Linked DNA regions of Homo sapiens: all the other regions are linked to region 1. The links are chromatin contacts, found by Hi-C or POLR2A ChIA-PET in ENCODE. All regions are on one chromosome and are shown on one strand. The core of a region is the stretch at or near the end of the contact, and the rest is flanking DNA. Distances in the headings are between cores, read along the strand shown. Region 1 holds the start of ABCF2-H2BK1 (ABCF2-H2BK1 readthrough). Region 2 holds the start of PDIA4 (protein disulfide isomerase family A member 4). Region 3 holds the start of ZNF398 (zinc finger protein 398). Region 4 holds the start of ZNF282 (zinc finger protein 282). Region 5 holds the start of ZNF425 (zinc finger protein 425).

Evidence for each region. A loop is a pair of places that touch in the nucleus more often than their neighbours do. ChIA-PET counts read pairs that join two places held with the same protein, here RNA polymerase II (POLR2A). Pooled maps may share reads with other maps.
Region 2: a loop to region 1 is called in a map with no recorded cell type, with 16 times the contacts of the local background. The contact joins the promoter of PDIA4 here to the promoter of ABCF2-H2BK1 in region 1. A Hi-C loop is called at or near these places in 2 of 37 single-sample maps with no recorded cell type and 6 of 50 pooled maps.
Region 3: a pooled map shows a loop between it and region 1 (6-fold over the local background). The contact joins the promoter of ZNF398 here to the promoter of ABCF2-H2BK1 in region 1. A Hi-C loop is called at or near these places in 9 of 50 pooled maps. POLR2A ChIA-PET finds 5 or more read pairs at or near these places in 2 of 52 experiments (CD4-positive, alpha-beta T cell and OCI-LY7).
Region 4: a loop to region 1 is called in a map of naive thymus-derived CD4-positive, alpha-beta T cell, with 9 times the contacts of the local background. The contact joins the promoter of ZNF282 here to the promoter of ABCF2-H2BK1 in region 1. A Hi-C loop is called at or near these places in 1 of 168 maps with a recorded cell type or tissue (naive thymus-derived CD4-positive, alpha-beta T cell), 1 of 37 single-sample maps with no recorded cell type and 6 of 50 pooled maps.
Region 5: a loop to region 1 is called in a map of CD8-positive, alpha-beta T cell, with 13 times the contacts of the local background. The contact joins the promoter of ZNF425 here to the promoter of ABCF2-H2BK1 in region 1. A Hi-C loop is called at or near these places in 4 of 168 maps with a recorded cell type or tissue (CD4-positive, alpha-beta T cell, CD8-positive, alpha-beta T cell and naive thymus-derived CD4-positive, alpha-beta T cell), 1 of 37 single-sample maps with no recorded cell type and 8 of 50 pooled maps. POLR2A ChIA-PET finds 5 or more read pairs at or near these places in 2 of 52 experiments (GM12878 and OCI-LY7).

The regions. Positions count from the first base shown.
Region 1 is chr7:151,225,854-151,228,555 of GRCh38, forward strand. ABCF2-H2BK1 (ABCF2-H2BK1 readthrough) reads right to left here and starts at 1,352. Exons shown (of 17, transcript NR_160983.1): 1 at 1,310-1,352; 2 at 452-647. It overlaps ABCF2 (ATP binding cassette subfamily F member 2), which reads right to left and starts at 1,352. Exons shown (of 15, transcript NM_007189.3): 1 at 1,310-1,352; 2 at 452-647. The coding sequence starts at 605. RefSeq lists a silencer at 1,129-1,188 and enhancers at 1,289-1,338, 1,449-1,528.
Region 2 is chr7:149,027,180-149,029,879 of GRCh38, forward strand. It overlaps PDIA4 (protein disulfide isomerase family A member 4), which reads right to left and starts at 1,326. Exons shown (of 10, transcript NM_004911.5): 1 at 1,142-1,326. The coding sequence starts at 1,229. RefSeq lists enhancers at 446-1,040, 1,041-1,634 and silencers at 959-1,008, 1,099-1,168, 1,239-1,818.
Region 3 is chr7:149,146,161-149,148,860 of GRCh38, forward strand. ZNF398 (zinc finger protein 398) reads left to right here and starts at 1,293. Exons shown (of 6, transcript NM_170686.3): 1 at 1,293-1,606. The coding sequence starts at 1,583. It overlaps LOC107986856 (a long non-coding RNA gene), which reads right to left and starts at 1,201. Exons shown (of 2, transcript XR_007060581.1): 1 at 823-1,201; 2 at 1-192. RefSeq lists enhancers at 1-70, 71-644, 738-787, 1,219-1,792 and silencers at 1,098-1,737, 1,402-1,573, 1,868-2,017, 2,158-2,207.
Region 4 is chr7:149,193,982-149,196,839 of GRCh38, forward strand. It overlaps ZNF282 (zinc finger protein 282), which reads left to right and starts at 1,565. Exons shown (of 8, transcript NM_003575.4): 1 at 1,565-1,773. The coding sequence starts at 1,609. RefSeq lists silencers at 1,233-1,522, 1,341-1,662, 1,783-2,142 and an enhancer at 2,583-2,632.
Region 5 is chr7:149,125,072-149,127,771 of GRCh38, forward strand. ZNF425 (zinc finger protein 425) reads right to left here and starts at 1,253. Exons shown (of 4, transcript NM_001001661.3): 1 at 1,125-1,253. The coding sequence starts at 1,142. It also overlaps the pseudogene RN7SL521P and a transcript of ZNF398 not described here. RefSeq lists enhancers at 1-168, 416-967, 968-1,519, 2,183-2,232 and silencers at 678-851, 1,583-2,022.

The DNA of each region.
Region 1 (2,702 bases), core at 102-2,601:
ATATAAATAACAGAAAGGGAGCTCTCTCCCAGGAAAAACCCCATAAATCAACTCATAAGTTACTCTCTTGTAGGTAGAGCCACTACACCAGTGAGAGGACAAGCTTATTGTATAATGTAGCAAAGAACCTGGCACATTGGTCACCATGCATAGAAATGGAAACTGAGAAAGGGGCAGGGAACTGATCCCCTCCTCACAATCTAATAGAGCAGCAAGGCAGCTCAGCAACTCTCACATCCGCTTGCCACTGAGTATGTGAGAACCTCGTCTTCGGCTTCCTTGCGCAATGACAGGGTGGCACGAATTCCAACTCTACTGATTTGATTCATCATGAAAAGTTGCATGACACCAGATACATTCTCCACTACCCCCAGCATCAAGATTCCAACTCTGGCTGGGGCATGCATTAAGTCTTAGCAACCATCCCCAACTCACCCCTCCCTCAATTCACCTGTGGTCTCTCTGCCATTGGCCTCATTCTTCTCTGCCACCTGTGGTTCTGTGACAACATCTCCATTTTCTTCATGTCCTTTTCTGGGCCGCTGTCGAGCTTTGGCAGCCTCCTTCTTTTTGGCTGCCTTCTTCTTGGCCAGGTCGGAGGGCATGATGATGACCCACAGGGGTAGGTTACTGTTGTTTCAGGGAGCCTGAAGGAAGGCAAACAGATACCCCCAAACCCTAAACTTACTAGTAAGAATGCCTGGGCCCTGCTCCATCCCTCTCAGGAATCTTCGTATCAACATCAAGCCTCTGATGCCCTGGCCTGCCCCCGCCTCGTCTGTTCCAACTTGGTCAGGGTATCCCAAACCAATGCCGATTCTCAGCGGCTCTTCTAATCTTAACATCTCTTCCCACAGGCACCAGTCCCCCACGGACTGCCTCACTTTGGAAACGCTCCTTCTTTCAGGGCCTCCGGCTGGGGACCAGGTTCTGCCCCTCAGCGGAGGTCTCCGTCTCCGGTTTCCCTACAACTTGGCGCTCCGCACTCAGCTAGCCGCCTCACTTTCCGGGCTTCCTCCTCCCGTCCGTCTCGGGCCTCTTCTCGATCGTCCCTCTCCACATCACCCGGCCGTCGAGCCCAGCCTCTTGCCGGGACGCACTCGTCCTCGCCCGCGTGAGTCCCCTCCGAGTCTCCACGCTCGTCACCCCCGGGTCCTCCCCCACCCCGCCCGTCAGCTTCTCTCCCTTAGCCCTATCTTCCCCCTCGCAGAGCCCTCCATCCAAACCCCGTCCCTGCTTCCTCTTCTAATTCTCTTTCCCCCTCACCGGCGGGGACCCTCTCCCTACAGCTCCCCTTCCCCTAACTCACTGGGCCTCGCTGCTCGGCCTATGTCGCAACAGAGCTGCTCCTTAGGATCCTCCGCGTGCGGCCGGCTCACCAGCCAATCACGGCCTCGGGTGGTTCTCGGCGCGCCGCGCTGCCTCCTTGGAAGTGTAGTCCTCAAGTTGCAGCGGCCAAGAGTGAGACCCGCCTTGAGGACTACTATGTATCCCACAGACCTCGCGGGGCCGCGTGACGCCATCAGGATGCGCGAGGCTCGGGGAGGGGGCGGGATTAGAGTCCAAGAGCTCTCTGCTAGCGGGCGCACTTCGGGCGCTGGAAACTGCAAATCCCAGATTGCTCGTTGGATAAACCGGCTGAGCCTTCAGGCTTTACCCCACCTCTCGAAAATCCATTGAGCTGTTGTGGAGTTACGAGTTTTTAGAGCTACCTAACCGACTCAGGCAGCAGGGCGTGCAACTACACTTCCCAGCTTGCCTCAGCGGGAGTAGATCGAAACAATGGGAGAGGAGAGGTGGGAGCGTGAGGGGAGGACTAAAATGAAGGGGGCGCTGGGCAGGGAGGGGTTCCAGAAAGCGGGGCATCGCTGCAAAGATGTTGCCAACGGAATTCCTTCACGAAAGAAAGCGCCTTGGTTTCATTAAACCTTAATTTTAGAGGCTGGTTCATTGTTAAACTTTTAGAAGGTGCCAGACGTTGTTTTGGAACCTCGGCCGCTTAGCCTCCCCGCTGCCGCATTGTTAGGTTTCCACTGAAGCCATGCAAGTTTGGTGGAAAGGGCCCCGAGATAAAAAGGCCCCTTGGCTGAGATTTGTTTTATTATTAGTTAGCCATGCTACCGGGCCCGTTACTTTCCCTTTGAGTCTCACTGTTTAAAATCTCTCACATGACATTTTGGGCTGGATGGTTTAAAAATAAATACAATCTCTCAAGGACTTCACATTACCTACATTGTAAACTCCAAATGTTTAGCCTCAAGTACAAGGCAGGCCCTTTGTGATCTTTGTTACTTCTCCAGGCTCCTGTGCAGCAGAAGCCTCACCATCAGTGACGTTTGGGGCAGCAAAGGAAGCTATTGCTCCCTTTGAGCATATTCTCCAAATGTGGCACCTTTTCGCCCACAGTCCGTGACTCAAACAATGAGAATTAGTTTTTCTTCTCAAACTCATACTTCAGTAGAACTTACCTACTTAAATAGTTCGGAGATTAAGCGTGCTATTTTACACCTGCATGCCTTTGAACATACATTTTCCTAGAATATCCTCCACCAACGAAGTGCCTACTATCTGTCAGGCTCAGATATATGTGCTGGAGTTGCAATGGTGCAAAGTCACTCCCTGACCTCAGGGAGCTCATAATAAAGAAGGAACATGTGAAAAGTAAACAAGCCGGGTGTGGTGGCTCACACCTGTAATCCAAG
Region 2 (2,700 bases), core at 76-2,575, 2.2 Mb before region 1:
TTCAGTGTATTTTGGGTATCTGTATTTAAATAAACACTATTTAAACAAACATGATTTGGGTAAAGGTCTCAAGACACAATTTGTAAGCAGTCCCGCTATCGGATTCCTTTCGGCAGGTGTTTTTCTCGCCGAGTGTGGGTTTTTACTTCCTTTTCTATTTGGGCAAAGACTCTTTTTGAATCAGTGACCCACGCAGAAGTTACTCAATCTGTTTGAAAGAGTATAAAGTTCACGATTTCCCTACACACTAACATTATCAAAGAGTGTATATTTATATTAGAACAAACTCAGAAGGTTAAAAAGCTAGTGATTAAAAGTAAGGGCAGAGAGGAAGAAGGTAAAGACCAGTACCTGGATGCCTTATTCTCTAGGAATAACAACTTTTCCTTAATTAGCACTTCCTAATCTTCAGAGTTCTTATGTCTGCAGCTAGCTCACTTCGAAGAAAAATGCAGGGACCATGAAGTAGTTGTTACTATTCCTACTGGAGTACGCGCTTCATGGGCAGGGACCACACTCACAATCTTTTCCTCCCAGAACCCAGTACAGGGACTGGCACACAGTAAATGCTAAATGCAGAAGGAATGGTATCTCTAGTTTCTCAAAGGTGCAAACCAAGCCATCCCTTTCTCCAGAATCTATGGATTAATCATTTCCAAATCTACAGACCACATTTTGAAAAGGAATGCTTGCTGTTCCAAAGAACTCGCACTTGTTTCTTCACGCCCTCGCCCCTTCTCTCCAGTGGCTCTCCCTCTCCCTTCCCACTGCCTGGGCGCGTTCGCCTGGAGTTAGCCTGGACCTGACGAAAATCTGTAAATTAAGGCGAAGGACCCAGCTGCAAAAAAGGCGCTCTGCAGCCCTCTCCCAGCCTCGGGTGACAGGGGTCTTCCAGGGCGTCGGAGCCCAAGAGACCCCGGCCACCTTCCTCTCCCGGGAACCCCAAATCGATCCTGCCACTGCCACAGCCACCGCCCCCGCCCCTTCAACTCCGCCAAGTTTACCCCGGGCTCGGCGCCCATCACTAGTTCTGGAGCTGACCGCGCGGAAGCCCGCCCGCCGGGGTCGCAGGGCCCAGGCCCCCGCACAGCTCTGCAGCCCCCGCAAGCACAGCCCGACCCGCGGCGCGCTTGCCGCTCACCCTCGTCCGGGCCCTCGGCACCCGCCACGGCCAGCAGCTGCACCAGCCCCAAGAGCAGCAGGAGCAGGAAGGCTTTCCGGGGCCTCATGGTAGCGGGGGCGGAGCGCGGCCTCCTAGCGTCGGCGGCCGCTGAGCGCACCGAGAACTCGGGGTCTGGCCGACAGCCCGTCGCTCCTTAGCGACGCGGGGGAGCCGGAAAAACCCACGGAAGTCGTCCCCGGCGATTGGCAGGGGGCGGAGGAAGTCGCGGGCCGGCCAATCCCAGACTGACGCCGGCACGGACCGCGCGCGCCTCGGCCGCGACGAGTCGGCTCCGCCGCCCTAGGCCCTCCCTACTCCTGCGCGCGGCCCTCGGCTGCGCGTTTAAAACTCCGAGCCCTAACGTGAGGTGCCCCCTTCTGATTGGCTGCGCCACAACCACCAATCAGCGGCTGCCACTCGGTTTGCCGGGAGCGCACAGGCCAAGAGGGAGAGCGGGGGAGAACAAAGGCGGCGGGCCGGGCACGGGGAGTGCGGGACCTGGCTACGCCTCGGGGCGCTATTGGCAATCGGTGCCGGGGGCGGGGCAGGAGAGGCGGAGCCTGGGAAATGTGGAGCGGGGCGGGGCTCGGCTCAGCATCCTGCGGCCGAACTTGGCAGTAAGAACACGTGTCGGTACCGGAGCGGTGGGGAGCAGTGGCGAGCAGGGCGGTCCTCGCAACCCGCCGGGGCTCTGGGAAGCTGGAGACCAACGCGGGCGGAGGAGCACGAGCCTGTTTGTTGCTAGAAAGGGGCTCCAAGTCCGCTGCATGTTCGTGGCCTTCTTAATTTCTTTTTCTGCTCGAGCAAATAAAAGTTTCATTTCTCTCCGGAGTATTGAGCTAGAGAGCGGGGAAGAGCATGCAGTAAAGTGAATCCAGACTAGAATCTGGGGAAGCCTCTCTCCAAGGTTGCATCTCGGAGAAACAAGCCATCAGATTCTTGTCTAAACTTTGCCTCGTCTTATTTAGTTTTCTAGTGATTTTCTGCAAAAGGAAATACCAGATAGGCAATCTAGTGGTTTACATAGATCTGAATAAAAGCTTGAGGTTTTCCCTCTTGACCACTTTGGAGAAGAAAACTAGGTTAAGATGACGATTTTTGTATGTCAGAAAAGAAGCCTGTAATGTGCATTAAGTTTGAGACTTTTTTTTAACACCTGGGAGTTTGAGAAGGCAAATAGGGAAAAGAAAAAAAATAGAAACTCAAGTTCAGGAATATTTTCTCGTGTGTGCAGATTATTACGTGAGGAAGAAAAAAGGGATAACTCACAGACCTTAGCAATTAAAAATACTTAATTTTTTTGTTGAATGCCTATTAATCTGATGGTTCCTGGTCAATTTTGTAGGGCAGAACATTATGCAACTGTACACACTGATTTATTAGAGTGCTATGAATGTGGGCCACCAGACAGTTCGGTATCATGTTATTTTATTTTTTGAGACAAGAGTCTTGCTCTGTCACCCAAGCTGGAATGCAGTGGCGCCATCTCCTCTCACTGCAACCTCCGCCTCCTGGGTTCAAGTGATTCTACTGTCTCA
Region 3 (2,700 bases), core at 43-2,542, 2.1 Mb before region 1:
GGTCTGGAACTCAGGTGATCTGCCCGCCTCGGCCTCCCAAAGTGCTGGAATTACAGGCGTGAGCCACTGCGCTCGGCCTGTTCTCGCAGGTCCTTTTGCTCAGACGCAGCAAACCGTAACCCCAAGCTCGATCTCTGCTGCTCTCAGGAATTCCACTTCCTCCAGCTTGGGCAACATAGCGAGACCCTGTCTCTACAGAAAAATAAATAAGTAAATAAATAAATACAAATAAATAAAACATTAGCCGGGCTTGGTAGCTGCGCCTGTAGTCCAAGATGCTCGGGCAGGCTGAGGGGAAGGATCGTTTGAGCCCAGCAGTTTAAGGCTGCAGTGAGCCTTGTTTGTGCCACTTGCACTCCAGCCTGGACGACAGAGGGAGACTGTCTCTAAATAAATCAATAAATAAGGCCGGGCGCAATGGCTCACGCTTGTAATCCTAGCACTTTGGGAGGCCAAGGCGGGTGGATCATTTGAGGTCAGGAGTTTCAGACCAGCCTGGCCAACATGGTGAAACCCCGTCTCCACTTAAAAAAAAAAAAATTAGCTGGGCATGGTGGTACATGCCTGTAATCCCAGCTACTTGGGAGGCAAAGGCAGGAGAATCGGTTGAACCCGGAAGGCGGTTGCAGTGAGCCGAGATCCCGCCACTGCACTCCAGCCTGGGCGACGGAGTGAGACTCCGTCTCTAAATAAATAAATAAACAAAAATTAAGAATCCTATTTCCAGACCAGGCCCCGGAGAGTCAATAATCCGAGATGTGAAGGAGACCTTAAAATATTATTGATCCCAACACAGGCCGCGTGGGACCTGAACCGCCTCACCTTGGCAACCACATTTGTAATTTCCGCAAATGATCTATATCTTCTTCATTCCAAAATTGTGCCTCTCCGTCACTCATTCCACCCATAGGCTCCCTTCAGCCGTGTCCCCCTTACTCTCACCCTGCACATTTCCGCTGTTCTAAATACGGCTGCCCTTCAGCAGAAGCTGTTGCCTGCAGACGGCGCCTGCGTATCGAGCCTCCGTGAAGAAAATCACTCCCCAGAATGAGCCCGGCTTTGCGGCTGGGTCCTAAACTGCGGTGAGCTGAACCTTCTCGTGGGAATGTGAGAAAGCGGAACACACGTGGGCCCCAAATAACAACCCTCCCCACACCGAAGCCCAAGAGCTGGGGGGGAGGGGCGGAGGCGACGCGGGGGGCGCTGGCCGCAGGGGCCGGCAGGGGGCGCGCTGGCCGCGGTGGCTGGGCAGCGCGAGCCTGCGGCGCGTCTAGGCCCGCGCGGTTCCCGGTGCACTCGCTGCCCACAAAGCGCCAGCTGAGGGGCCGCTGCGGGTGGAGTGCGGCGGAGTCGGCCTCGCGACCCCAGCTTGATCCGCCGCCTGCTGCACCGCGCCTCCGCCGCGTTCCTGCGCGTCCCGAGCCCCGACGGCCGCGTGAGTCCCGTCCGTGCGGGGAAGGCAGGGCCGGGTCGGCGCCGCCTGTGGAGAGGACCCGGCGGCCGGGCCTGCTTGGAGCCGGGCGCGGTGGCAGCGGCGGCAGCGGCGGCGACTTCCGAGGCCCGGGCTAGACAGCGCAGGGCCATGGCTGAGGCGGCCCCGGCCCCGGTAAGGGCGGCCGCGCGCGAGTGTTGTGAGCCCCCGAGACCCAGACCCCGAGGGAGGAAGGCGGGCGGGCAGGGAGCTGCCAGGCATAGGCGCCGTTCTCGGGTCCCGCCGGCCACGTCGCCTGTCGCCCGTGCTTGGCGGCTGCAGCCTCGCGTGAGGGGACTTAGCGGGTGGGTGTGAAACCGCCCACCCGGGGACACCAGGCTGGGCCGCAGGTCTGAGGGGCACTCGCAGGCAGCTATGAGACCCGGGGCCCTGCAGTTGGGTTGAAGTCGAGGGGGTGCCTGCTGCGTGTCAGCCCCACGCCTGCCCGCCAGACGCGCAGCGGGGTTGGGCTGGGGAGCCGTCAGCCATTCTCGCGGCCGCGGGAGCGTTCGTCACCAGCAATCTGAGCGGTGGCGCGGGCGGCATTTAAGTGTGCGGAGGCGCATTCCCGCCGCGCTGCGTGACGCCTGGGCTCCCGGCACCGGACTCGGGACACGCGGGAGGCCCTCCCGAAATAGCTGCCGAATGAATGGTGCGGACCCGGAGGCTGGAGTGGCCTCGCGTGCGTGGCGGTTCATTCGCGGGTGTTTGCCAAGGCCTGCGGGGGCCGGCAGCGGCCAGTTGCCAGGGCGACCGAGGCGACCGGGCCGCGCCTGCACGCAGCCCCGTAGAATGAGAAGGGGACGGTCAGGCCGCGGGGAAAGCACTGATCGCATTTGCCACCCAAGAGGTCTTTGGTCACCTCTAGGAGAGCAATTGTACTGGGTCAGGAGCCACCCTGGCACATGAGGGGTGACTGGGAAAAGGAGGAAGAGCAGCGATGGGTAGGGGGTAGAGCAGAGGGAAGTGCCACCTCCACTCTTGGACCTGTTTTTCTTTTTTCCAACCTTTTTTTTTGTGTATAGGTGGGATGGTAGCGATGATCCTGTGTTGTGCCAGTCCTGGCTAATAGAAATATAAGGGAAGCCGCATACAAAACTCTAAATCAAGCTTGTCCAACCCGCGGCCCCCAGGCCGCATGCGGACTAGGACTGCTTTAAATGCGGCCCAACACAAATTCGTAAACTTTCCTAGAACATCATGAGATTTATGCACGGACCTTTTTCTTT
Region 4 (2,858 bases), core at 315-2,814, 2.0 Mb before region 1:
GTGTGAGCCACCATGACTGCCCGATTTAAAGGTTTATTTATTTATTTATTTGACACAGGATCTTTGCTATGCCGCCCAAGCTGGAGCACAACGGCACAATCACAGCTCACTGCAACCTCCAACTCCTGAGTTCAAGCAATCCTACAGCCTTAGCCTCCTGAGTAACTAGGAGTACAGGCATTAGCCATCATGCCCGGGTAATTTTTATTTTTTATTTTATTATTATTATTATTATTTTTTTTTGAGACGGAGTCTTGCTCTGTTGCCCAGGCTAGAGTGCAGTGGCGCGATCTCGGCTCACTGCAAGCTCCGCCTCCCGGGTTCACGCCATTCTCCTGCCTCAGCCTCCCGAGTAGCTGGGACTACAGGCGCCGCCACCACACCCGGCTAATTTTTTTGTATTTTTAGTAGAGACGGGGTTTCACCGTGTTAGCCAGGATGGTCTCGATCTCCTGACCTCGTGATCCGCCCGTCTTGGCCTCCCAAAGTGCTGGGATTACAGGCGTGAGCCACGGCGCCCGGCCTTATTATTATTTTTTGAGATGGAGTCTCGCTCTGTTGCCCAGGCTGGAGCGCACTGGCGCGATCTTGGCTCACTGCAACCTCCGCTTCGGAGGTTGAAGCGATTCTCCTGCCTCAGCCTCCCGAGTAGCTAGGATTATAGGCCCACGCCACCACGCCCGGCTAATCTTTTTGTATTTTTAGTAGAGACGGGGTTTCACCATGTTGGCCAGGCTGGTCTCGAACTCCTGACCTCAGGTGATCCGCCTGCCTCAGCCTCCCAATGTGCTGGGATTACAGATGTGAGCCACCGCGCTCGGCTAATTTTTATTTTTTATAGGGATGGGGTGTCAATATGTTGCTCAGTCTGGTCTCGAACTCCTGGGCTCAAGTCGTTCTCCTGCTTCAGCCTCTCAGAGTGCTGAGATTACAGGTGTGAGGCACCACGCCCAACCCAATTTCAAGGTGTTTGAAGAGGCCACTGTTAAAATGCACTGCACCTTACCTGGGAGAAAGAGCTCAGCCCTCTTTTGACACCTTAACATGAATCACTTCTCTATCATCCATAACAGTGCAAAAGCTCTGGGATGGGTCCAGGTAAATCTGGATTGGGAAGAAGGGGAGTGGGAGGTAAAGTCTGCAAAGGAGTGAGGGAAGGCAGAAGGCCAGAAGAAAGTGTCTGAAGACAGAATTACTCCTGCAAAATTTTCACAAGGGTCAGGCACTATTTTCTCCCGGGATGCCCAATACATTTGCAGAATTAACAGTAATCAAGCCCACAGTCCAGGTCCTCGCATAGTTTGGGCCTTTAAAGTCGGCCATCCCAGATTGAGGGGGCCTGACCCCTGGGCGAGGCCGCCGCCTCTCAGTTTTGGGGCGGTGGCGACCCCAGTCCGGGAGTGGCCCCGGTAGGTCCCCGCAGGCGGGCAGGAGCTCCGAGGCCATTGGCTGGCGCGCGGGCTGCCAAGGGGCGGGGAGCGCCGCCGAAGGGGACTGTTTGCTCCTACGGGCTGTAGATGGAGCTGTCCGGCCCCGGAGAGGGGGAAGGCGCCTGGAAAACGTTCTTCTTCTCCCTGGCCGACCCGAGCGGGGAACAGCACTCCCAGGATGCAGTTTGTGTCAACACGGCCGCAGCCTCAGCAGCTGGGCATCCAGGGCCTGGGGCTGGACAGCGGGAGCTGGAGCTGGGCCCAGGCTCTGCCCCCGGAGGAGGTCTGCCACCAGGAGCCGGCGCTGCGCGGGGAAATGGCCGAGGGAATGCCGCCCATGCAGGTGGGAGAACCCCGCCGGCGCCATGGCCGCGCTGCCGTGGGGGCGGGGCGCGGGCTGGGCCGCGGGACCGGGCCGCGCCGTCCTCCGGTAGCCTTGCGGCGCCCTCCCAGCTTCCGCGCCCAGGCGAGGCCCGAGGCGGGCGGGGCACGGCCGGGCTGCGCGGCGGGCAGGACGGAGCGGGCCCGACGCAGGCCCGGAAGGGCAGGCCTGGCCCGCGCGGCGCGGAGCAGCGGTCGCCGGGCCCAAGTGCGGAGGCCCCGCGGGGCGGGGGCCGGGACCGTCCTTTCCGGGACCTGGCAGAGCTCTGACCCTGTGGCTGAGCCCCGGCTTGGGGCTCCCTTTGCGCCCGGCCGGCGGAGAGCTTCGCGGGCAGTGCTTCCGCCCGGCCGCAGAAGTGAATGCCTCGTTCGTGTTTACACGGTGGCCAATTTGACGGGGATATTTTTTAAATGTTTGATTACCACCTTTCACCAAGTGTAATGAGTAATTCACTCTCCCCCTGCACCGGGTGTGATCCAGGGAGGGGGCCATGGAGAGATGACTTCGGGGTCTTTCCTGCGGTTGACAAACTTGGCCGCATGTTGGAATGGCCTGGGCAGCTTTTAAGACTCCTGAGCCCTTGCCTGGTCCCAGAGCTCAGGGTCTCTGACGGGTGAGAGTAGCACCAGGCATTTCTTCAGGCTCCATCGATGATCTCCGTGGGCAGAACCGGTGCTCCAGAATTGGGTATAAAACCAGGGGAGGTGGATCCTCAGAGAGGCCTGAAAGCTTGCCCAGGGAAGACTCTCTGGGCCCACCCTGGGGCTGGGCTGCTCAGGGGCCCCTCTGCTCACCACGCGGCTCTCAGCCAGGTGCTAACGAGGGAGCCAGGGGCTGCTGTGTTGTGTTTGATCATTTTCAGGGTTAGGGCTTCAAACCCGAGAAAACTAAACTGGGCCCCGGGACTTTCTTAACTTCTACTGTGGACTCTGTCCCCTTCTGTGGGCTAGGGCGGAGTGGAGCCTCTGTGATGGAGGAATGGGTGCTTTTGATGGAAACACCAGCACCTCTTACTGGTATTACAGGGCCTGGCGATCCTAGGGCCC
Region 5 (2,700 bases), core at 3-2,502, 2.1 Mb before region 1:
AAAGAGGAGAGAAAAAAAGAAAGCCTGGCTGTAGAAACAAAGCTTGGAGAAATCAGAAAAGAATCTGTACCTGCCAAAGGAGGGTGGGGAAAAGGAGTGGGAAGCAAAAGGGAAGAATCAAATGCAAATAAGGAGCATTACATTCCTAAGATTATAAAATTTCATTGGGGGCACAAGAAAAACTTGCACACTTAAGCAAGTTATACTTAACTGAATGTAACAGGGTTTCTTGGATTAAGCCTCAGGATACGCCTTTCAAACTCTAAAACCGGTGCTCAAATTTTCAATACTACATTACAATACTACAGCATTTACGGTAAATTCGATTTACGCTAACCACCCAATTCATTTTAAGTTTTCTGTCCTTTCCTAGAGGGAGCGGTCTCCAATTTCTCTCAGTTCCAGCTTTCCTTCTCCTTTTTCTCATCTGCTTAACACTGATGTGCTTCTCTGAAACTACCTTCAGCAGGAGAGCACGGGCCCCAGAGAGACCCCGAGGTTCAGAGCCCCGACACTGAAGGCAGGGACAGCGTTGTTGATCTGAGCCTACAACAGGCCGAGAAACAGATCTTTCCCACCCGGATTCTTTCTCCCAAACCAACTTTTATTTATGTATTAAACAGACGGGGTCTGGCTGTTGCCCAGGCTGGAGGGCAGTGGCTATTCACAGGCGCGATCCCACTAACGATCAGCACTGGGGTTTTGCCCTGCTCGGTTTCCGAGCTGGGCCGGTTCCCCCTCCCTGGGGAACCTGGTGGTCCCCGCTCCCGAGAGGTCACCACACAGATGCAGAACTCAGAGGCACCGCGCGACGGACCTAGCGCATATACAGCGCAGAGCTCCCGGGCTCAAGCGCTGCTCCCGCCTCAGCCTTCCGAGTGGCCGGGGCCACAGACGCGCGCGGCCAAGCCCGGCCAGACCAGCTTTTCCCCAGGTCAATTCCAGAACAGCACACGCAGCAAGACTGCACCTTCTCCAGCCCAGCCCGGAGCTCAGTCCGTGGGCCACTGCCAACCCCCAGGCCCAGGCCCCGGCCGCCCCACTCCCTGGACGCGGACCCCAATCCAGCTGCGACAGGGACCCGAGTTTCGACAGAGCCTGCATCCTCCACCGGCCCTTCTTACCGAAGCCGGCTCGGCCATGGCGGTTCCGCACGAACCGGCCCTGCCTGGCACGGCCTCCCCTCCGCTCCGCCCCAACCCAACTCCCAGGTACAGCCCTGCTGGCCCCCAAAGGCAGAGCCGGCCGGGCGCGGTGCATGCTGGGACTCGGCGCTCGGAAGCGGAAGCCGCTCCGCCCCATAGCGCCCCCTGCGGGCGGGAGGAGCGGCGCCGCCAGAGGGAGTCGGTCCTCAGAGGAGGGGCCCGGGCACCCTCCGTGCGGGCCGCAGCACGCCGGTCTTTGAGGGACCCTTGGACTCCCGGATCTGCATGCGAGGGATGCGGTCGAAGACGAGATGAGGGAGCTGACGGGAGGGGAAACGGAGGGGCAGGTGAACATGGAGAGAGCAGGAACAGGGAGAGAGTAGGGACAGCGACTGGGAGACGCGCTCCACAGAAACCCGGACTGAGAGGCAGCGAGAGGGTGAGAGTCCGGTGCTGTTCCTTCCAAAGCTGCCCCCAAGTCAGGGATGAGCTCGAGGGTTTCGTTTGTGAGGGGGTCCCGGGAATCCAGCGAGGCCGGGTAGGTGGTGGGGGGCGCGCGGTGGCCCGGGGTGTCCGTCCCGCCGGGGGCGCGGAGGCCGTGTGGGCCCCGGGCATGTCCCGTCGGGGACGCGGAGGAGGGGTCCGCCCACCACGTCCGGTCCCCGTGGGTGCAGCGCCCTTCTGGGCTCCCCGAGCGTCCACACTCCCTCCTTGGCAGAGAAAGGCCTCGGGCAGAGACCCCATGCGGAAGCCACCCCGGCCTCGGGGCCGCCTGCGGGGACTCAGGGTCGCCCAGGGATGCGGGCCGGGCACCCCTAGCCCCCGGCGGGAGACTGTGACAGAGCGGGAGAAGACGGAGGAGGCCATGACACAGGGCGTGAGAAACACGAAGACGCAAAAACGGGAGAGGTGGGAAGACGCAGAAGGGGAAACCAGGGAGAGACAGAAAGGAGAGAGAGGGCAAGGAAGGGGGTGGCGACTGTCCCCAGAAAATCAACCTCGCATTCTGTCCTAGTCATGTTTTAGGTGTCAGGCTAAAGTAACAAATGAAAAGTGTGTAGTTAGAAAGGATGTCCATGAGAAAGTAGTCCCTGCATAGGCTGAGGAGCGTGTGCACATCTGTATTTGTCCCGGAATCGTGAAATGTAGATGCACCTTACTGATTAAAGGGTTAAAAAAAAAAAACCTTACATTAAAACTAACGTTTCGGATGGGCGCGGTGCCTCACGCCTGTAATCCCAGCACTTTGGGAGGCGGAGGCGGGCGGATCACGAGGTCAGGAGAGCGAGACCATCCTGGCTAACGGCGAAACCCCGTCTCTACTAAAAATACAAAAAAAAAAAAAAAAAAAATAGCCGAGCGTTGTGGCGGGCGCCTGTAGTCCCAGCTCCTAGGGAGGCTGAGTCGGGAGAGTGGCGTGAACCCGGGAGGCGGAGCTTGCAGTGAGCCGAGATCGCGCCACTGCACTCCAGCCTGGGCGACAGAGGGAGACTCCATCTCAAAAAAACCAAAAACAAACAAACAAAAAAACTAACGTTTCTTTGGGTGTAAAGTT